2 separate regions of the Homo sapiens genome follow, and region 1 is linked to region 2. Evidence: read pairs that join two places in POLR2A ChIA-PET (ENCODE). Cell type or tissue: MCF 10A. All regions are shown on one strand.

Region 1 (4,000 bases), 340 kb after region 2:
CATTTTGAGAATCATCTGTTTATAGATGTCATAGAAGCTGGTGTGGATAATAAATCCTTTGTGAGGGAACACAGCTGAGAAATGGAGAGTATTAAGGACCAAGGTCTAAGAAATTCTAACTTACCTCCCACTGAAACAGGGCAGTGAGAAGAATGACCTGATGAAAGGGACCTCCAGAAACCCCCTTGAATTACCTGGAGAGAGGATAGGCATGTGTATTGACCATCCCACAATGACATCACACAGTGGGAGAGAGGCAATTCCCTACAAAGAAATTAGAATGATATTAAAAGGGGAGAATGGATGCTGAGTGGCTAGAGTCAACACACACACATACTCACACGTGCACACATGTAGCATACACACCTACATAATTTTATTAAAATGGGATACACATATCTCTGGTTTGTTAGCAAGGTTAATTCCTCTATGAGTCACAGAAAATCCAAAATAGTAGTGATTTAAATAAGAGAGCAGTTTTTCTGTCAGGTAAATGAAGTTTGGAGGCAGTTCTGGCTGCCATGACACTCCATGGTGGCAGAGATCGAGGCTCCTCTATCATATGCCATCCTCAACATATGAGTTCTACCTCATGGTTCAGGATGGCTACTTGTGCTCCAGGCATCTTGTCTGAATTCTGGCCAGCAGGACACTCCCCAGATGTTGCACATAATACTTTAGCTTACATTCCACTGGTCAGAACTTAGACATATAACCATATCTCCTGGTGAGCTTCTGAGATATAGCTTTGTTTCAGATGGCTGTGTGCCCAGCTTAAAAGCATGAGTTCTAATATAAAGGAAATAGGAGAGAATGGAAGTTGGGACACTGCTAGTGGTCTTTCCCCAAACACATTATTTTGTAATCTGTTTTCTTACTCATACAAACATTTTCTTTTTTTTCTCCCAACTAATTTTGATGACTCCTTGCTGGTCATAGTCAATCTGTAATATTCTTCCATGTGCACTATCTCTCCTAACCCAAAGCACCTAAGAAAAATATCAGATGATATCAAAGATCCCATACATGGCTAACACAGTTCAGGAGGATTCTTTAAGCCAACTTAGCTAATCCACAAATTTTACAACATTAGAGCCAAAAGGACCCATAAAGAACATCTAGTCCAAGGAATGGAGCAGCAACAGATCAAGGCTAGTATTTCAGCAAAGTGCAGCCTAGCTACAAAAGCTTGCCTCTTGCAGCTAGTCCTGACTCTCTGTGATTTAGAAATACTAGAGTATGTTTGATTCATAGGCACATTTTACATCCTGCTTTAGGCAGATATGAATGTGCACATGCTACCCCTGGCTACACATCAATTTCCAGACAGGAATAAACTACGTACTGCTTCTTTTTCTAGGAGGCGTATGATGCTGTGGTGAATGGGGCCATAAATTTCTGCAGGAGATGAACATTCCACAGTCAGGACTCATTACCATGTCATTGGACTGCCTTTTCCCTTAACAAATATGATCAGTTTTGTTTATGGTGTTGGTAGGAAAGGTAGCCATTGGCTCAGAGAATGTAGCTCATTAAGCCAGATTAAAGCAACTAAAAAAAATTTTCTTAAGCAGTGTGGAATAGAAACAATCTCAAATTCCAGCCTAGGGTAGGTTGGGAAGGCAGTAGGATAGTAGGATTTTTCTCATTATGATGGAATGATTTACTTTTTATGTAGGCATTTCACAGTTTAGGAGGTTAACAACTACTCTGAGGCAAATTGTTCTAGAGTTATCAAACTCTGTCCTATGTGCAAGGCAGAGTGTAGCATGGTGAAAGGGGCTTATAATAACAAGCACACAAGATTTTTGGAAAGAAATGAAACTATGAATGACAAATAGTATAATATTATAAACTTTAAACTGTCTACCAATGTTATTTTCATCATCATCTTCTTTGTCTCATGGCTTCAGCATAGATGTTATTTAGAGTTTTATATGTATATATAAAGAGTTATATATATATATAAAGAGTTATATATATATATATATATATAAAGAGTTATATATACATATTAGTCTGATATAATTATTAGGTCCCAGGGAGCCCTAGGTTATTAGTCCCCAAAGATCTATCTTAGCCAGATAGTCAAAGGGTTGTGTACAGCTCTTTCAGTGGGAGAATTAGTAAGTCATCATGTAATTCTAACATTTGTGTGGGCAGAAAGTTGTTTAACTTGAACCTGGTATCCACAATTAAAGATGCTACTCTGGAACACTTTTCAAAGAACCTAATAATTCTCCAAGATTACAAAATGGTAACAAGAGTTGGATACTGCAGGTGTTACTTTGGTTCCTGGTAAATCTAACCTCTGTGTCAGACCGTTCATTGGAGACAGTGGTTGAATAATTCATGGTGCCAGATTTTCAATCTCCATGTAATAGCTTGCCACATGTTGGTCTGTTGGCTGATCCGTAAAAATACATAGTGCACAAAGTAGCAAGTAGAATTATTTTCCCCTATATTATGTGGAAAGAGTCATCAATATTTTTTCATGAATAAGTATTTAAACTACTGAATAATAGCTATATTAGTTATGTATTGCTGTGTAATAAATTACCCTAACCCTTAGAGGCTTAAAATAATTCCTATGAATCAGGAATCCAAGCACAGCTCAGTTGAGTGCCTCTGGCTCAAAGTATCTCTCAAGGTTACAATCAAGCTATCAACTGGGGCTGTGGTCTTATCTAACAGCTCAACTGGTAGTGACATTGGGGTCTGCTCCGAAGATCACTCATGTGGTTGTTTGCAGCCCTCAATTTCTTGCCAGTTGGGTTTTTCCATAGGGCTGACCCATGACATGGCAGCTGACTTTCCATACACCCAGTGATAAGAGAGAAAAAGAGACAGAGAGAGAAAGAGAGAGGAGAAGGAGGAGAGGAGAGAAGTCAAATAGAAGCCAGTCTTTTTTATGACTTAATCTCAAAAGTGACATGTTATAATTTTTGCCATATTCTTTTTTTTTTTTGAGACTGAGTCTCGCTCTGTCACCCAGGCTGGAGTGCAGTGGCACAATCTTGGCTCACTACAGCCTCTGCCTCTGGGTTTCAAGCGATTCTCCTACTTCAGCCTCTGAGTAGCCATGATAACAGGCACATGCCACCATGCCCGGCTAATTTTTGTATTTTTAGTAGAGAAGGGGTTTCACCATGCCACCTGCTTCGGCCTCCCAAAGTGCTGGGATTACAGGCTTGAGCCACTGCAGCCAGCCTCTGCCATATTCTATTCATTAGAAGTGAGCCAATAAGTCCAGCCCACACTCAAAGAAGGTATTACAGAAGGGCATGAATATCAGGCAGCAAGGATCATTAGGAGTTATCATAAACACTTCTTACAACAATGGTATTGGAGTTTTATATTTTGGAAATGATCATTTGGCAGATGGTCTTGGTTATAATAAATTATTTTGTTTTTACATAGCAGCTAATATCAGATTGTTAACAAAGTGAGACCCTGTGAGTTTAGAAATTTGGTGATAATATCCTAGAAAATGCTTAGTATCAGGTCAGGCTTTATGACCTACTTGCAGGTACTGATCCTATAAAATCTACATACTATTTTCATAGGTTCAATGTATTTCATCTAGTAGACTCTCTTTCAGTGAATTAAATAGTAAACTAATTTCTGCTTCTCCGAATTCTTTAAACTAATGAACAGAAAGTCAATTTTACAGGTGAGAATTGAGTTTATTGTTTATTTGGCAAAATTGGGCTGTTATACATACCTTCTAAAATGTAAGAGATGTGTGTATGACTTTAATCTCTAGGAGTTTATATCAATTCATAGAAGATATGCTTTGCTAAAACCAATGAATATTATTTTCTTTATGCCTGTAAAGCTTCACTTAATATTTCTTTTATAAATTCACTGGCAATGAATTCTCTTAGCTTTTCATTATCTGATATTCTCTTTGGGTAAATGATTCTAGCTTGAAAGTTTATTCTGTCAGTACTCTAAAGATACTGTTCCAGCCTCTTCCAGCTTACATGATTTCTGGTTA
Region 2 (4,000 bases):
ATCTTAAGGTTCGTTTATGAGCAACAATACAATAGGCGGTATTTTCAAAGCCCTTTGTACTTATTCCAAGAAGGATTAAAGTAATTTAAGACACACTTAATATAGAAAGTTAAAATAAACTTGTTTCATTTAAAAAGAAACTATAAATTGAAGAAACAGGAAGCAAAGTAAATAAAGGTAAGAAAGCAAGGTGAAGCCAAAAGTAGGCCTTGTATTCTAAATTTATTCAATTTCTACAAACAGTATTTGTACAGTCCATGTATTTCTACATACAGTCAGTCCTTACCATCATCAATAAGGTCTTAGAAACTGCGACTTTCAGTCAGTCAAACAATATATAATGAAACCAATTTTACCAAAGACTAATTGACATAAACAAAGGTTAAGTTCCTGCAGCATATTTTCTGGTCACAAAAACATCACCAAACTTCTAAATAATGACCTAAAATACTTCTAATATTCAACACTGAAATAAATGTGAGCTATACATACATTTAAGGTAGATTAATAAAAACAAGGAAGATCATTATTTATCCACTTATTCCACAGGGAAACCCTTGGCCAGGACAGTCATCCCATCACAGGGTGCACTCGCATACCCCCACACTCACTCAGATGGAGACCCTGTAGATACGCCAATGAACCTATCATGCACATCACTGAGATATGGAAAGAAAGGGGAATACCTGGAGAAAACCCATGCAGATGTGGGGAATGTGCAAACTCCACACAAAGAGTGGCCACAGCTGAGAATCGACTTTTTTTTCTTCCCCATCATCATAAGCAGACAACAATGAATGAAACGTTATTTGAGGACCTGTTGTACTGCAAAAGACGAGATAGAATTGGCTTTAAACTTCCCTAGGGCAGGGCGCGGTAGCTCACGCCTATAATCCCAGCACTCTGGGAGGCTGAGGTGGGCAGATCACTTGAGACCAGGAGTTCGAAACCAGCCTGGCCAATGTGGTGAAACCCCGTCTCTACTAAAAATACACAAATTAGCCAGGTGTGGTGGTGGGCGCCTGTAAACCCAGCTACTCAGAAGGCCAAGGCAGGAGAATTGCTTGAACCTGGGAGGCAGAGGCTGCAGTGAGCCAAGATTATGCCACTGCACGTCTCCAGCCTGAGTGACAGAAGGAGATTCTGTCTAAAAAAAAAAAAAACCTTTCCTAAAGAAAGGGAAGAAATGTAATCACTGACAAGAATCTGTGTCCATAAGATAAAAACAAAGGGCTAGCAAAGGAGAAGCACAATGATACCTAATACTATGATCAGAGGAAACTTTTCCTTCTATCTTGAATCCAACTGTGCTTTGCAAGCCTTGATAGGAAGGCAGGAGAGCAGCAGGTGGGAAAGGGATACGGCAGGTGATGAGACCAGGTAGACTTCAGCTCTACAACCCCCTTTCAAGAAGAGCAGCTCAGCTTATTTTTACATAATTAGCCCCTCTGTAAGATGTTATTTGGAAAAGGGGTTATGTGGCTTTATTGTAAACAACAAACTGACAATGGTTGATAGAGTTAGGTCCACAAGAAGAGCCACTGAGGCACAGGAGAACATATTAAAATTTCTCTGTAAAAAATAAGTGTATGCTTTTAAATATGCTAAATGTACTATACAAAATAGATAACAGATATTAAGTATATAATAATATATATGTTAAAACTACTAAACTATATTAAAAATGTGTAAGCTCTCCTAATGTTTATTATATGAATTCTCATGGCTGCCTTTCCTGCATCACAGGGTAATGGAACCATGACGCATTCAGAAAGAAGAGGGGAATTCCTCCCAAGGGAAGTGTTCACACTCAGTTCTTCACTTTCAGCATATTGTGAAAGACTGGAGTGCACCTGGGCCCAGCTAAGTGGATTTACAAACAAGATTATCTTGGTTTAACTGAACTCATTTACAAAATGGACAAATGGCTTAAAAAGATCCCTGGAAAGAAAACGTGGATTAAAACAGCACTAATAATATAAGCATGTGCAAACAAAAACTAGTAAAATGGACACTTCTGTGGTTTTACTTTAGTCAGCCATATAAGTAAAAACTGAAGATCTAATCGGATCTTAAAAAGAGCTGACAAAAACAAATTTTATATACAAGGTTGAAATAATCAGGAAAACTTTTTAATATATAGTTTTAATATTTTATTAAACATAACTATATATTGTATATTAGACATCAGCTATTAAAATATCAAAATAAGCTACTTAGGTGAAAATTCTTCAAACTGTATACTTTAAAATGGTTGCAATTTATTGTATATAAATTATAACAATGAGACAAAAGATAATAACTTACTTGGAAACTTAAAATCCCTGTATCACAAAGAATTAAGCTAAGGTTAAAAATAATGGAGCATATTTGCTGGGCAAGGTAGCTCACTCTTGTAATCCCAGCAGCTCAGAAGGCAGAGGCAGGAGGATCACTTGAGCCCAGGAGTTCGAGACCAGCTTGGGCAACAGAACAAGGCCCCATCTCTTAAAAAAAGAAAAAGCCAGGCACAGTGGCTTAGTCTGGAATCCCAACACTTTGGGACTTTGGGATGCTGAGGCAGGTGAATCAACTGAGCTCAGGAGTTTGAGACCAGCCTAAGCAACACAGCGAAACCCCATCTCCACCAAAAATACAAAAAATTAGCGAGGCATTTGGCAGGTGCCTGTAGTCCCAGCTGCTCTGGAGGTTGAGGTAGGAGGATCACCTGAGCACAAGGGTTCAAGGCTGTAGTGGACCATGATGGCACCACTGCACTCCAGCTTGGGTGACAAAACAAGACCCTGTCCCAAAAAATAAAAAAAAAAAAAATGAATAAGCCTTGGAATATAGCAAGACCTTATCCTTGCAAAAAAAATTTAAAAACTAGCTGGGCTTGGTGGTATGTGCCTGTAGTCCTAGTTACTCAGGAAGCTGAGTTGGGAAGATCGCTTGAACCCAGGAGTTCAAGGCTGCAGTGAGCTATGATCACATCACTGCACTCCAACCTGGGCAACAGAGCAAGACCCTGTCTTTATAAAATAAATATATAAAAATAATAATAATGAAGCACATTTAATCACACTGCTCTCACTAAAAGTACATAATCATATTTAAAAGGTTTTATAAAACTAAAAAAAATTAAATGATAGTTTATTTTTAACTTTATCTCATCCTATTAAAATGTCTGTTTTTGTAAGTGCTTTATTTTACGCTTAATAAGAATTTATAGTACATGGATATAAATTGTAAATAAAAATACACATTTTGGAAGTACAGGTTCAATTTTTTTTTTTTTTTTTTTTTTTTTTACTAGTAGAGTTTCACTAATATAGAAGAAACTGTATGAATGGTGTAAAGTCAAAATGTTTGGAAAATATTTAGAAAATTTTTTGGAGAGAGGGAATTCTAGTAGCAGTGACAAGCACCTTATCTTGGCTTTTCTATTCTGCCCTATTTTTATTCGTTTCTCTTTATCCACACCATGGGAAATGTACTTTTACAATGTACATAACCTAGTAATTATTTGTTTTTAATAAATCATTAAAGCCTCTGTTATAAGGAACAGCAAACATTGCCCCTCTACTCCAAGATGGCTCCAAAAGCAATATGAAGTGATGACATGATGTAATATGCTTAAATTATATTCTTAATATGAACTATATTAGCATAGTTCACATTAAATTTAATTTGTGACCTTTCATCTAAACCACGCTGTTTGATGAGAATCTCTGATATGTCTTTCCAGCCCTCTCAAATGCTCACTCTTCTGAATGGGGCTTCCATAGACTAAATTTGTCACCTGCTCCCTGTTTTATTAACCCAATCATGAACACATTAAATATTAAGTCCCTTGAGCAAAGGCCTCATGTAGCCAATTCTCAGGGCTTCAATGAAGCAAGAGCCTTGATTGTGGGTTTGTTTGCTGTCTTATAAGGGTCATAGACAGAATATGAGCAGGAAGACAATGAAGTCAGCTAGACAGAAGAAAGGGAGAGAGAAAGAAAAAGGAAAAAGAATC

Evidence for each region. ChIA-PET counts read pairs that join two places held together with the same protein. Peaks named below come from ENCODE experiments on the same cell type or tissue, not always from the same donor. Only the 100,000 strongest peaks of a DNase experiment are listed, where the experiment ranks them.
Region 1: POLR2A ChIA-PET joins it to region 2 with 6 read pairs; 3 of 35 experiments call an interaction of 5 or more read pairs at or near these places.

The regions. Positions count from the first base shown.
Region 1 is chr7:112,398,965-112,402,964 of GRCh38, forward strand. No RefSeq gene overlaps it. Among named protein-coding and RNA genes, the nearest start is that of IFRD1, 49 kb to the right of the region's middle. In MCF 10A, no CTCF peak of the experiment used is centred here; no DNase peak of the experiment used is centred here.
Region 2 is chr7:112,054,761-112,058,760 of GRCh38, forward strand. All of the region lies in intron 1 of DOCK4 (dedicator of cytokinesis 4), which reads right to left. Among named protein-coding and RNA genes, the nearest start is that of DOCK4, 150 kb to the right of the region's middle. In MCF 10A, no CTCF peak of the experiment used is centred here; a DNase peak (open chromatin) is centred at 1,811.